Linked DNA regions of Homo sapiens: all the other regions are linked to region 3. A link is a contact called in ENCODE Hi-C or POLR2A ChIA-PET data. All regions are on one chromosome and are shown on one strand. Each heading gives the region's core, a stretch centred on a gene start or an enhancer-like site at or near the end of the contact. The rest is flanking DNA. Distances are from core to core; before and after follow the strand shown.

What was found. Hi-C counts contacts between places; a loop is a spot of excess contacts on that map. ChIA-PET counts read pairs that join two places held with the same protein, here RNA polymerase II (POLR2A). Pooled maps may share reads with other maps.
Region 1: a loop to region 3 is called in a map of naive thymus-derived CD4-positive, alpha-beta T cell, with 17 times the contacts of the local background. The contact joins the promoter of DCAF1 here to the promoter of TCTA in region 3. A Hi-C loop is called at or near these places in 1 of 168 maps with a recorded cell type or tissue (naive thymus-derived CD4-positive, alpha-beta T cell) and 6 of 50 pooled maps. POLR2A ChIA-PET finds 5 or more read pairs at or near these places in 3 of 52 experiments (GM10248, WTC11 and activated B cell).
Region 2: a loop to region 3 is called in a pooled map, with 5 times the contacts of the local background. The contact joins the promoter of NBEAL2 here to the promoter of TCTA in region 3. A Hi-C loop is called at or near these places in 6 of 50 pooled maps. POLR2A ChIA-PET finds 5 or more read pairs at or near these places in 2 of 52 experiments (BJ and activated naive CD4-positive, alpha-beta T cell).

The regions. Positions count from the first base shown.
Region 1 is chr3:51,498,234-51,502,536 of GRCh38, forward strand. It overlaps DCAF1 (DDB1 and CUL4 associated factor 1), which reads right to left and starts at 1,782. Exons shown (of 25, transcript NM_001387579.1): 1 at 1,640-1,782. RefSeq lists an enhancer at 1,232-1,331 and silencers at 1,442-1,671, 3,924-4,023.
Region 2 is chr3:46,976,445-46,981,267 of GRCh38, forward strand. NBEAL2 (neurobeachin like 2) reads left to right here and starts at 3,222. Exons shown (of 54, transcript NM_015175.3): 1 at 3,222-3,468. The coding sequence starts at 3,418. CCDC12 (coiled-coil domain containing 12) reads right to left here and starts at 301. Exons shown (of 7, transcript NM_001277074.2): 1 at 193-301. The coding sequence starts at 288. RefSeq lists enhancers at 1-189, 14-323, 893-1,593, 3,496-4,276, 4,277-4,823 and silencers at 414-553, 2,949-3,138, 3,239-3,578.
Region 3 is chr3:49,411,093-49,415,967 of GRCh38, forward strand. It overlaps TCTA (T cell leukemia translocation altered), which reads left to right and starts at 1,331. Exons shown (of 3, transcript NM_022171.3): 1 at 1,331-1,548; 2 at 1,964-2,018; 3 at 3,728-4,875. The coding sequence starts at 1,335. The coding sequence ends at 3,770. RHOA (ras homolog family member A) reads right to left here and starts at 884. Exons shown (of 5, transcript NM_001664.4): 1 at 728-884. RefSeq lists enhancers at 31-1,005, 904-1,198, 1,134-1,543 and silencers at 324-413, 424-703, 764-1,063.

The DNA of each region.
Region 1 (4,303 bases), core at 532-3,031, 2.1 Mb after region 3:
CCTGTAGTCCCAGCTACTCCGGAGGCTGAGGCAGGAGAATCACTTGAACCTGGGAGGCGGAGGTTGCAGTGAGACAAGATCGCGCCACTGCACTCTAGCTGGGGCAACAGAATGAGACGCTGTCTCAAAAAAAAAGAAAAAAGAAAAAAAAAAAAAAAAGAGTTATCACACCACTGCACTCCAGCCTAGGCTACAGGGCAAGATCCTGTATCTAAAAAAACAGGCCAGGTGTAGTGGCTCATGTCTGTAATTCCAACACTTCGGGAGGCTGACCAGGGAGGATCACTTGAGTTCAAAACCAGCCTGGGCAACATACTGAGACCACTGTCTCTATAAAAAATAAATGAATAAAAATAAAAAATTTTAAAACTGTATAATAGGCAGAACAGTAAAACACTGTACTCAGCAACTACGCAAGAGATACTAAGTACAAAATGATTTCCCTACATTCCCCAAATTCTCTATTATCTCTTTAACATCCAAAAATATATACCCACTCAAAAATGGGTAATGAATAAATGTTATATAGAAAACCCAAATGGTCACATCATTAAGAAAAATACTAAATAGATCCTAAAATCTAAATATACACATTTACATAAACATTAAAGGTAAACTCCAGTAAGCTGGAAAAAGAAAATGCAGGATGATATTACCAATTAACCTCTCATTCTGTACATTAACGATGCATTTTGAACAGGAAGATGCTACTAATATAAAAAATTAAGACATGTAAACTAATTAAAAGGCTTCATCAAAAAAACAGGGTAAGGAAAAACCAAGACCAACATGACATGGCCAAGGACGAGTCATTTGTGACTCAAAAATAGCTAAATACAAACACTCCAAAACTATTTCCTCAACAAATGGAAAACCAGAGCGCTGCCACCGCAGTAAGAGGAAACCAGACAGAAAACCGTCTAAGAAGTGAAGTTGTTAAGCAAACGCTTCTGACACCCCAGTTGAAAACTACTATAACCCCCGGAAATAGACTCCAGGGAAGCTTCGCGGGCACTCTGAGGTTTGACTCCAGGCTGCGGGACCCGCACACCTCTCTTTCCAACCCTTCCCTCTTTCATGGGGATGGGAGGAGCGCCCGGAAAGCTCCGCCCCCGTCGCACGGTCCAAGAGGCAGGCGGGTGCAGGGAGAGGTGGCACGAGGCCGAGAGACGGGAGAGCCCGCCCAGGTGACTGGAGCTGGAGGCGGAGACACAGTCCGGGAAGGGGCCCGCCGTATAGTACGGAAGATGGAGCCCCGCAAGCCCGTACGGAACAGAGACTAGGAGGATTGGAAGGAAAAAGAAAACAAGGGAAATGAAATGCGCCCCTCCTCCAGGTAGGGGCGGACACACCCCGCCCCCCCACTCCGGGCGGAAGAGTTACTCTCGGGAAGCTTCTCGTGGGGAGTGGAGGAAGAACGTGGAGGCCCCGCCCCCAGGACAAGAATCAGGAGGAGGAAAAGTCCTGTCAGGCCCCGGGCCCAGCCTCCCGGCAGACCGGCCCGCCCCCTCCTCGCCGGCGGCCCAAGCAGGTGCCGCCCCTCCCCCAAGCCCGGCGCCCACTCTGCCGCCCGGCCAGCCGCGCGACCTGCTTCCTCGCGCCCCTCCCGTAGAGTCGCCTCCCTCCATTTCCCACTCACCGTCCGAGGCGGCTCCGCCGCTGCCCCCCCCCGACCCCGCCAGTGGCCACAGTTCACACACACACAGCCTCAGGTCCCGCACTCACTCTCCACTCACACACACACACAGCGCGACCACGGCTCCACAGCGGCCCACATATTATGCGTCACTCGCGCGCTACGTGCACCGCGCGCGCGCGCTCGCGCCTACTTGGCGCGAGGACCGCGAGCAAGGGGCGGGAAGAGAACGCCTGCACGATCGGGGAAAAAAAAAAAAAAAAAAAAAAAAAAAAAAAAAAAATCGAAGAGCCCCGGGGACGCCTGGGAAATGAAGTTCCGCGTCTAGGGGCGGGCCCACCAGTCCCAATTGACGCATGAGCTCTTCGCCTGGCGCATTGACTTCTGGATTTGTAGTTTTTTTGGATAAATGCGAACTGCTGAGTACTCATTGGCTGCTTCGGAAGGCGGAAGTGAAAAGTGAGGGAGCCAATCCTTCTAAGACAGTACTGTAATCGCCTGATACTTTTTCAGTGTCTTGTTCTGACCTGTGTGCGCAAAGAGCCTCTGTTTTATTTGGCCATTTGCCTTATCTTACCTAGAACATACCGTGATCTAAGAAAATATTTCTCATAAACATATCAGAAATCACAGCACTCATTAAATCAGAAGGCACTGGTTGTTTTTTGTTTGTTTTGTTTTGTTTTTTTGAGACAGAGTCTCGCTCTGTTGCCCAGGCTGGAGTGCAGTGACGATCTCAGCTCACTATGACCTCCGCCTCCCGGGCTCAAACAGTCCTCCCACCTCAGCCTCCAGCTGAGACTACAGGCGCATGCCACCACACCCAGCCAATTTTTGTTTCTGTTTTGTATGTGCGTGTTTGGTAGAGACATGGTTTTGCCGTGTTGGCCAGGCTGTTCTCGAACTCCTGGGCTGAGTTCTCCCAGCCTCTTTTTTCTCTGTCTTTTTTTTTTTTTTTTTTTGACAGGGTCTCGCTCTGTCATCCACGCTGGAGTGCAGTGGCGCGATCACAGCTCACTACAGCCTCAATCAACCTCCTGGGCTCAAGCTATCTTCTCACCTCAGCCTCCCAAGTAGCCGGGGCTACAGGTGTGCACCACCACACCCGGCTAATTTTTAAAAATTTTTGTAGAGACGAAGTCCCACTGTGTTGTCCAGGTTGGTCTTGAATTTCTAGGCTCAAACGATTCTCCTGCCTCGGCCCCCCGAAGTGTTGGGATTACAGGCATGAGCCACTGCACCCAGCCTCTGTCTTTTTGTTCAAGACCTAGCCTGTAAGAATCAATAGATACTTATTGCCAGGTTATTATACGTGAGGCAGAGAAGTGAAAAATCAAAAGCTCATAGATTAAGGCAGGACTGACCTCACAGGTCACTTAATTCAATTTCTTCATGTTGTTGGGAAAAATGAGGCCCAGAGGGAGTGAGCGACTTGCCCAGCATCACACAACCAATTAACAGCAGAACCAGAGGACTCCTTACTCTGACCAGCAGTCCCTCTTGTGGGGCATAGAAGATAAACATGACCCACAGTTGAGCAGAATCTCGACCTGACAAGATCCTACCCAGCGTTCAAGGCCTTATGCAGCTCATTATCTCTCCGGGAATGCTGAGCAAGTCTCCGTGCATCTCCATGAGTCTTCACGGCAATACTGTCACATGAATACAAGACACAGCAAGCCTGCTGCTATGCTCAGGCTCGACAGCTAGTAAGGATCCTGAATCCTGGGTCCCTTGGTTTCATTCCCCACTAGATCCCATTTCCCTCTTTCCAGAAAAGGGACCATCCTCCTTCTCTTAAATGTGTAACTTGGAGCTACTGCTCCAAGCAGAGATTCTCTAATATGTGCTGGGAGCGCCACAGACATGTCACCTTTCTTCACTTCTTTCTCCTGCCACAACACACAGGTCCCTTCTCTGTGCTTCTGGAACTCTACCTCTGTCAGTAATGGCCAGTACCATTTCTTTCAACTTCAGAGCATGCTGGGCCCTGAGCCAAGTGTTCCAGCCACACTCTCTCATTTAACCCTCACTACCCTGCCACACACACAGGGAAGATATGGTTAATCACCTTTACAGATGAGAAATCTGGACCCAGAGAGGTAGAACAAGGAATGGAACCCACATGCCATTCCTCCAGCACTCCTTCAGGTGACTTTCCTGCCATGCCTCCCTGGGCCATGAACCTAAAATGTATGAGGATGGGACATTTAAGCCTTGGATATCTCCCCTCTGACTATGGTCTAGCCGGCCCAGTGGTGACTTCTCCGCTGGCTGGGGTCCTAAGAGGCAGAGCCCTTAGGGGAGCTCAAGGCTTAGCTCACGCGCTCCTGGCACTGCCTCAGTCTGCCACCAGATGGCACTGCTTCATTTCAGAAACCCAACCTGGTCAGAGCACTGTGGCTCATGCCTGTAATCCCAGCACTTTGAGGGGCTGAGAATCTCTTGATCCCAGGAGTTCAAGACCAACCTGGGCAACATAGAGAGACACCCCCACCCTCACCCTTGCTCCACTGTCTCTACAAAATATCTTAAAAATTTGCCGGACGTGGTGGTGCATGCCTGTAGTCCCAGCTATTTATGAGGCTGAGGTGGGAGGATTGCTTGAGCTTGGGAGGTTGAGGCTACAGTGAGCTGTCATTGTGCCACTGCACTCCAGCCTGGGTG
Region 2 (4,823 bases), core at 1,972-4,471, 2.4 Mb before region 3:
CGCCAGAGGAGTCCCACGCCAAGCAGCCCCAGACATCGTGGGAGGGCGCCGTCTTCTCGCGCATGCGTTAGCGCCCGCGCATGCGCGCCCTCGGCAGCTGTCTTTCCTTATTAGCCCTTTGCTCTCCTCAAGCGCGACCCGGACCCCGAACGCTGGACGCCTCAACTGCGACCCTCACTCCACACTTCTCACCTTGCGCCCGGTTTTCTCCCGTAGGGCCTTCAGCCGTTCCTTTCGCCGCAACGCCTCTTCCTCTAGCCGGCCCACACCAGCCGTAGTTGCCTCCATCTTGCCCGCGTACGCCCCTCCTTTTCTCCCGTCTTGCATCGCGCAGGCCTAAGGAGAGTGGATAAATGTCTCGCGGCCAATCCAAGGACGAGAATGAGAGACTGGGAGGTCCTGAAAGCCAATCAATGCGGGGTTATTATGGGCGAGCCCTCCCCGCCTTGCCCCGCCCCGCCCCGCCCCGCCCTTATTCTTCCGGACAACTTGCCTAGTGGGTGGGGAGCCAGCAAAAAAAAAAAAGAAAAAAAAAAAAGCTAAGGCTCGATTTATCCAACGCTGATCAGTGAAAGAGCAGCAAGTGGAATTCAGACCTGAGAGAAGGAGAAAAGAGTGCGTCGATCGCTCCGGTTTTGCCCAAGTACTAACCACACTAATCACTCCATGCTGGCCTCTTGGAATGCCCTGACTCATCCTTGTCCACTTGACCTGACAAGGCTCGAATGCCTTCAAGAAACCTTCCCTGGGCCGGGCGCGGTGGCTCACGCCTGTAATCCCAGCACTTTGGGAGGCCGAGGAGGGCGGACCACGAGGTCAGGAGATGGAGACCATCCTGGCCAACATGGTGAAACTCCATCTCTACTAAAAATACAAAAATTAACTGGGCGTGGTGGCGCGTGCCTGTAATCCCAGCTACTCGGGAGGCTGAGGCAGGAGAATCGCTTGAACCAGAGAGGCGGAGGTTGCAGTGAGCCGAGATCGTGCCACTGCACTCCAGCCTGGCAGCAGAGCAAGACTCCGTCTCAAAAAAAAAAAAAAAAAAAAAAAAGCCTTCCCTGATCCTCCACTTCGATCCCACCCTAATACAAGGTATGACTTACACCTCTGCAGCTGTCAGTGGCTCCCCGGACTCACCTGACAAGCGCCCCTAAGCCCCTCTGTGACCACTCTCAGCTCAGACAAAGCCTGCACAGTGAGGGGGACCTGACTGTATGGCTGTTTCCCTCTGGACTCAAAGATGATCCCCTCTCATTCCCATCCCCTCCTGGAGCAGCAAAGTCCTCAGGGTCAAGTTACCTTTCCCGGGGAAGAGCAAACCCCAACCTGGGTCCAGTGGGCCTCAAGTACTGCCCCCAATCCCCAGCTTAGAAAGACTTGGGGTGGCCTCGACTGCAAGTCGCCACAAGATTCATGGCTACCCAGCAGAAGCTGCCAGAGTCTTCTTTCCTGCATGAACTAGAGTGTCCTGATAACCGCGAGACCACTTAGGCTGAAGTCAAGATATTCTTTCAGTATGTGGGGGTCCCCAAAGCCACACCCCCTCTCACTTGGGAATAGGAGACCATGCCGCCCCCTCTCCACCTCCACTGCCAGGGGACAACTAGCCTCTTAGGCTGTTCCCTCCCTGAGTCTTCCCTTCCCAAGCTGGCTACAGGTGGACATCCACTCTTCCCCTTCCAACTCCCTTCAGAGGCCCATGGGCCACAGACTGCAGATCTAGCCCTCCCTTCACTAACCCTCTTGTCCTCACTAACCTGGGTCTGTCTAAGCCTTCTTCCCTGTAGTGGATGGGTTGCTCTGCCAAGGCCTGGCATGCAGTTTGGAGGTGCTCAGGAAACCTCAGCTCAGAGCTATGATGGATGAAGCAGGACAAAAGGCCAGAGGTGAACCAAGAAGCTGGGAGAACAAAACAGGACAGGGTCTCTGTTGTCTTGGCCAACCAAGGTCTAGGAGTCTCCAGACTGGTCAACTCCTGGAACGAGTAGCACCCCTCTGGGCCCAGAAAACTTCTCCCCAGCCCCAACAAAGAGCCTGATCCCTGCCCAACACCAGGGGTTGGGTCCCTGCCACCATCACCCCGTGCCCCTTTCCCCGTGTCCAGACTGTGAGGTAAGGGGATGGGGAAGGGGGCACGGGGTGATGGTGGCAGGGACCCAAAAAAGAGTCAGTCAAGCCTGGGTCCCTGCCCCTGCTGCCCAAGTGGTCCTCATTTGGTCAACTTGGGCCTCAGTTTCTCCATCTGTAAAACAGAGCCGGCCGGGTGCGGTGGCTCATGCCTATAATCCCAGCACTTTGGGAGGTCGAGGCGGGTGGATCATGAAGTCAGGAAATCCAGACCATCCTGGCTAACACGGTGGAACCCCGTCTCTACTAAAAATACAAAAAATTAGCTGGGCCTGGTGACACGCGCCTGTAGTCCCAGCTACTCAGGAGGCTGAGGCAGGAGAATCACTTGAACCCAGGAGGCGGAGATTGCAGTGAGCCGAGATCGAGTCACTGCACTCCAGCCTGGGCGACAGAGTGAGACTCTGTCTCAAAAACAAACAAAAAACAGAGCCATGAGGCACCCACCTGTTGAGGTTAAAGAAACAACATATGTGAAGCAAGTTCTGGGCCCTGGAGTTGGGGAATGGGGGGAGCCCCTCCACTGGAGCGTTTGGGAAGGCTTCCTGGAGGAGGGAGGGGGACCCGTGGCAACGGTCTAAGCCTCTCTGGGATCTGGGAGGGCACCGCGGCCCCGAAGGTATTTCAGGCTAGTCCTGCTACTCTCTAACTTCCCGCCATCACACTCCACAAACAGCTAGAGCTCAAAAGTTGCGTTTCGGTCTTCCCATAAAGCGACAGAGTAGCACCTGGCATTTGATAAGCGCTACAAGGGGTCGTCATGGTGGTGGTGGAGATTATTGTTGAAGGACCCTCGCCACCTCCACGCGGCCCGCCGCCCCTTCCCTGAATGGCGGCAAATGCAGTCAGGCGAGCAGCGTCCTGGGCGGATTCAGACCCTGGGGAAGTCTGGAATTCCTCACCCCGACCCTCGTCCCGGAGGCTCAGGCTGGCCCTTCCAATGGCACTGGTGGGGCAGGGCAGCGGGGCACCCTCCCGGGCCGCCCGGCCCATAGGCCCCTCCTCCTGCCAGGCTCTCCGCCCTTTACATGGTCCCAGGAGAGGCGGGGCGGCGGTGACTGCAGCGAAGTGCAGGAAGCTGGGCGGCGGCCGGCAGTGAGGAGGAGGAGCGAGCAGACTTGGGTGGCTCTGCGCCGCGGAGGCCACAGCCGCAGACTTCCCCAGTAGTACCGCGCCGCTCCGCCCCGGAGTGACGCCCTCCGCCCATGGGCCTGGCCGAGGGCAACCGGCGGGCGGCGCGGAGGAGGCGGCGACAGGTGGCGCGCAGCAGGGCCGGAGCCGGGCCGGGCCATGGCCGCCTCGGAGCGGCTGTACGAGTTGTGGCTGCTCTACTACGCGCAGGTGAGCCCGCCCCGCCCCGCGCCCGCACCCGCACCCGCGGTGCCCCCAGCTTCGCGCGCCCCGCGCCTGCTGCACCTGGCGCCCCGCGCCGCTGGGGCCGCGTAGCCGCGCGCGCGGGCGCGCGCGCGCAGGGCATGCTCCGGCTCCGCACACACGTGTGTGCCCCCAGCCCGCCGGGTGCCTCTGGCACTTATGCCTTGGGGACAGAGCTCGCGGTCGTGCACTTCATAGCAACCCACCCCCGCGAGCAGGACCGTGCAGCCTGAGTCTTTCTTGCTAGAGGAGAGTGGCCTGGGCCGAGGCGGCCGGACACTTGGCCTTTTTACAAATGGGGAAACTGAGACCTGGAGAGACCTGGAGACTGGCCAGGAGGCTAGGGGGAGGGGGACTCAATTTGTCTATGAGCTGCCTCTCCCTTGGGCGCGGCCTGATTGGGTGGTCGTGGCCAACGGGTCTGGGGGTGTGGGCCAAGGTAGGGAGGTGTGTGGAAGGGGAATGCTCCCACTTCAGGTCCTTCTTGAGTTGCATCCCCCCACACCCCAGCGAACAGGCTGTGATAAGCTCTTCCCTGACTTGAAATGACCCACCCCACCCCACCCCCATTCTGAGGGGTAGACCCAGGACCTCTCTAGGAGCAGAAGAAAAGGTTTTCCTCTGGATGCCCAGGGTGAGGGTGGGTCCTTGAGGCCCTGAGGGATGTCTGAAAAGGTTGGAGGGAGGCCCGTTCCTCCTGAGCTCCCCACCCATCTCAGAAAATACTTCAGGTGGAGTCAGAAGGTGAGGGGAGTGACTCAGACGTGGGTGTCCCATCAGCTGAGAACCTGGTATCACTCACACCGTCTCACACACATAGTCCCCCATTTTCCTTCTGTACCCACAGCAGGGAGGGATCCCAGGGTAACACTCCCCTCCCCTTCACCCAGCACCTCCCTCCCTGCACCTGCCTGGCATCATGCTCCTGGCTCAGGTGTGCCCTGGGCACAATGGACCATTGTGTGCCCTGAACAGTTTGTCAGTGGGGGGAATTCATGCTCAGACACGCTGGCCCTCCATAAGGAGGCTGGCCCACTGTCTTCCACGGACCTGGAGTCCAGGCCAGAAGGACCACAGCCTCTTCAGTCCGCTCAGGTTGTGAGAGGTCCAGGCCCCAGCAGGAGGCCAGGCATGGAGTAGAGTCCCTCTTTGGTATAACTCAGATCGAACTCGACTTCTGAGCCTCTGCTTCCTGCCTGTAAAACTGACACAGCCCTGGCCGGGCACGGTGGCTCACACCTGTAATCCCAGCACTTTGGGAGGCCGAGGCGGGCAGATCACAAGGTCAGGAGATCGAGACCATCCTGGCCAACATGGTGAAA
Region 3 (4,875 bases), core at 81-2,580:
ATTGCATCTATTTTCATGCAACATCGCTTAAATCATTTACAGTTTTGTGTGTTGTTTTTTTTTTCCAAATGGAAAATACCCCTTTTCCACTCAAAACAGACCCCAAAGCTTTCAGACGAGTTCGGGCGCGTTCCAGGTGGTATGGCCGTAGATCATACCCCTAAGCGTTCAATACAATCTTTTACTTACTTACACAGTCTCCAACAAGTCTGCATTAAAAGAAAACCTACCCAAAGTGTAACTGGACTTTAATCAATATGAAACAGTGATTGTCGTTTCTCGTTAAACGTAAAAAGCAAAATGGAGTTGTAAAGAGTTTCTTTCCCATTTCAACTCCGACAGCCACGCGCGCTTTCAGCGGCCGGCTACACTGCGCGGTCGCGGGGCCCGGCCCAAAGCCCCCGCCCTGCCCGGCGCCGCTGGGAGAGGAAGCTCCGGGGACCGAGGGCGGGCAGGCGGGCAGCCTGGGCTCCACCAGGCCCGGCCGGGCGGGGGAAGGGGCACAGGAGACTACCGGGCGCGCTTCCGGGGACTGCGCGGGCGGGGTCGCCGCTTGGGGCGCGGGGCCCGGGCTGGGAGTCAGGTCAAGGGTCAGGGGCCAGGGGCGGCTCGGCCACGAGCAGCCGGTGGGGCGCGGCCGCGGCGGTGCGGCGGCCTGCCGGCCGGAAGAGTACCGGGCTGGCGGGCCTGGGGCCCCGCGGCGCCTGGAGGGAACCCTTCCGCTCACCTCAGGCAACGAATCCGAGTCCAGCCTCTTCGCGCCGGGGACGCCGGTCCGCGAGTCGCAAACTCGGAGACGAAGGCGGGTAGCTGAAGACCAGACCGTGGACTAACGAGAGAACCGACGGAGGACCGCGGGCGGCGGGAGGGTAGCGCGAGAGAGCGAGGGCGGGCGGCGGCGGGAGGGCGGGGAACGACGTGCGCGCCTCCGAGTGCCCAGCGGGCTCGAGCCGGCACAGGTCGCGGCCCCGCGCACGCGCGCGCACTCACAGCTCATCCACTATTGCTCAGGAGCCCGTCCACGCCCTAAAAGCAAAACCCTTAACCAATCATTGCAGCCGCGTGGGGCATCACGGGAACTCCGGGGCTATAAAAGACCTGGTTGCTATTTTGTACTCCCGGAGTCACTCATCCCTTAAGCAAGCAGGGTGGGGTTAGGTGCGCGTGCGCGGTTTTAATACTCCTCCCCGAACTGCCAACTCTTCACGCACGCGAAGTAGGCCCCACCCTGGCTGGGTTTACGCGTGCGCACTAACGGGCCTGGTCCCGGAAGACCACACGCGTGCGTGGTGGGGACTACGGTGACAGTACCCCGGGTGGGGCGAGGGCCAGTCATGGCGGAGTCCTGGTCTGGGCAGGCCTTGCAGGCTCTGCCGGCCACGGTGCTGGGCGCGCTGGGCAGCGAGTTCTTGCGGGAGTGGGAGGCGCAGGACATGCGCGTGACCCTCTTCAAGCTGCTGCTGCTGTGGTTGGTGTTAAGTCTCCTGGGCATCCAGCTGGCGTGGGGGTTCTACGGGAATACAGTGACCGGGTTGTATCACCGTCCAGGTGAGGCTTCCTACGAACCTCCGTGGGCTGGCCGCCCCCGCCCCCACCCTCTCCCGACTGTACCATTGGGTTCCCCACTATCCTGCAAGAGGCTCATCAGAACTTAACATTGGTTCACGGCCTTACTACCCTGAACGCATCTGACCTCGGAAGCTAAGCCAGGTACTTGGATGGGAGAACTTAACGTTGTGCCCTGACTCATGCCACCATACCATTTTACGCCAGAATCCCCACCAGTCCACCCATCACATTGTATCTGTTCCTCAGAACTCTCACCTGGCAATACCATTAGTCCCTTAGGACCCTCACCAGACTTCACCAAACAATACCAGTGGTCTCTAACCTGACCTGGGCTGATGCCTGCTCAGATTCCCACCCCAGCCTTCTGCAGCTCTGGATGTGTTTCTGCCTCCAGGTCTGGGTGGTCAGAATGGATCCACGCCTGATGGCTCCACGCATTTCCCTTCGTGGTGAGTAAATCTGTCCATACCGCAACCCCATGCTTGGCATTCCAAGGACACTCCTGTGCTGGTGACAGAGAGGGGAGTTCTCAGGCTTTAAGCCCACCAGCTTAATGGCCTTTGCAGCAAGCTTCAAGTCTGCACGTAGAGCTCAGGCTTCAAGTTAGGGTGACACCAAGGTCTGGACAGTCCATCATCATGCTGTTCAGCAGCCTGTAGGATAGGTGGTGGTATTGTCATAATTTCAGAGAGATGAAATGACAGGTTTGTTGGATTCCACTCTGCACAATCCCCTCAGTTGGGAAGGCAGTAATCTCTGTCCTGAGCACATTGACCTCATCAGGGTCAGCCTCCTCTTCTGCAAAACATGCGCTCACTAATCAGGGCATTCATTCAGATAATCTCTGGGCCCCTATCACGTGATAGGGGCCACACGAGGCCCAGAGAACAAAGACAACCCGGGCCCTGCTCATGGGGAGCCAGGGATTTATTAGGGGAGGGCGGCAGTGCATGGGGCAAGGGTGGTCAGGGAAGGCTTCTCCCAAGAAAGACACCTAAGCCGAGATCAAATGCCACAGGGTGACAAAGTGTACCAAGCAAAGGGAATGGATTGAGCAAGGCTAAGAGGGAAGAATACGGGTGACATATTAGAATAGGTAAGACTGTGATGCTGGAGCTTGAACGTGAGAGCTTGTTGGACCCTGGGAGCCATTGAAAGACTAACTCAGCAAGGCTGTGGTCTGATCTAATTTGCCTTTATAAATGCCTACTTCATGGCAAGTAGATAAAGGGGTCCAAGAGTTAGGGCTAGAGGTTAGAAAGGCTGCCACTGCCCAGGTTTCTGTCTTAGAGAAGAGGCCAGGCCCCATGGCTCATGCCTGTAATCCCAGCACTTTGGGAGGCTGAGATGGGCGGATCACTTGAGGTCAGGAGTTTGAGACTAGCCTGGCCAACATAGGGAAACCCCGTCTTTACTAAAAATAGAAAAAATTAGCTGGGCATGGTGGCATACGCCTGTAATCCCAGCTACTCGGGAGGCTGAGGCATGAGAATCACTTGAACCCAGGAGGCAGAGGTTGCAGTGAGCCCAGATCACGCCACTGCACTCCAGACTGGGCATCAGAGTGAGACTCTGTCTCAAAAAAAATAACAGGCCGGGCATGGTGGCTCACGCCTGTTCCTAGCACTTTGGGAGACTGAGGAGGGTAGATCACCTGAGGCCAGGAGTTTGAGACCAGCCTGGCCAACATGGCGAAACCCCGTCTTCACTAAAAATACAAAAACTAGCTGGGTGTGGTGGCGGGCGCCTGTAATCCCAGCTACTTGGGAGGCTGAGGCAGGAAAATTGCTTGAACCCGGGAGGTGGAGGCTGCAGTGAGCTGAGATCTTGCCATTGCACCCCAACCTGGGCAACAAGAGTGAAACTCCGTCTCAAAAAAAGAAAAGTAATAACAATAGTAATAAATAAAAAGAATAAAAAAACTAGAGAAGGATGGCAATGCCGTACTAACATGGAGAACCAGGAAGAAGAATGAGTCTGCAGGGAGAAGGTGCTGGGCCCAGGGTGGGCTGTGGGAGACCAGCAGAGAGGTCTAGATTGTTATGTGACCTTACTGAGCCTAGCTCAGCCCCCAAGAAGGAGCTTGGGAGAGCCAATTTCAGCAACTGTTCTGCCCATGGAATAACCACTCTCTCTTCTCTCTCTCCATCACTTTCAGGGAAATGGCAGCAAACGAACCTCTCAAAACCCACAGAGAATAAGGGAAGGCAGCAGAGGGTCTCCAAGGGCATCACTGGGTCTGCTGGCTTCTACACTGGGTTCTGCTACTCCCCAGACCTCAGGGACAACTGCCGGGGGTTCAGGGTTGGTAGCAGGGAGTACCCAGTGCCTACAGGGCTGGGCCTCTTCTGCCTCTTAAGCCTGCTCCCTCACCCAGGCACTGGGCAAGTGAAGAGTTTGCCTGTACTCTTATCTGGGTGCCTTAAGGAGAGAGATTGTGTTCTTCCTCTCTCAGGGGTGATAACTCAGGAAGCCTCTGGGTTGGGAAGACCATCAGTTCTTTTGTCTTAGGTTTCTTTTCCTGTCCCTCTTCCATCCCCAAGATGTGACCCCATAAAAATTTTTCCTGAGTTGGCCAGGCATGGTGGCTCACGCCTGTAATCCCAACACTTTGGGAGGCTGAGGCAGGCAGATCACGAGGTCAGGAGTTCGAGACCAGCCTGACCAACATGGTGAAAACCCCATCTCTACTAAAAATACAAAAATTAGCCGGGTGTGGTGGCACACACCAGTAATCCCAGCTACTCAGGAGGCTGAAGCAGGAGATTTGCTTGAACCTGGGAGGCAGAGGTTGCAGTGAGCCAAGATTGCGCCGTTGTACTCCAGCCTGGGCAACAGAGCAAGACCCATCTCAAAAAAAAAATTTTTTTCCTGAGAGGAAGCCTGAGGTTGACCAGCTCTGGGGTTTGTAAGGCAGGTCTGTTTTCTCCTAGGCCCTGAGTTTTCTGAATCTCTGGTTTTGCTTTGTTGGCAAGGAGCCAGGGAATCCTGACCTGAGCCAGACCTTAAGCTCTATGGTTATTTAGCTGGCCATTCAGGTATAAGGCAGGGTGGTGTACCTGCTGGCACTATCCAGATGGAGGCACCAAACACCCACATACCTGGCCCAACCAGACTTCTCCCGTGAGCCAGGCAAAGGAAATTGTCATCTGCCAACTGTCCTACTCATATTCCTCTCAGTCCTTCTTGGGGGTAAGCTGATTACCTGAAGGACAGCTGAACCCCTGGGGTAGCCTCCTATCCACCACTGCTTAAGTGCCTATGGGAATGTGGGTCTGCACCTTGTCCCCTCATAGGATGGTACCA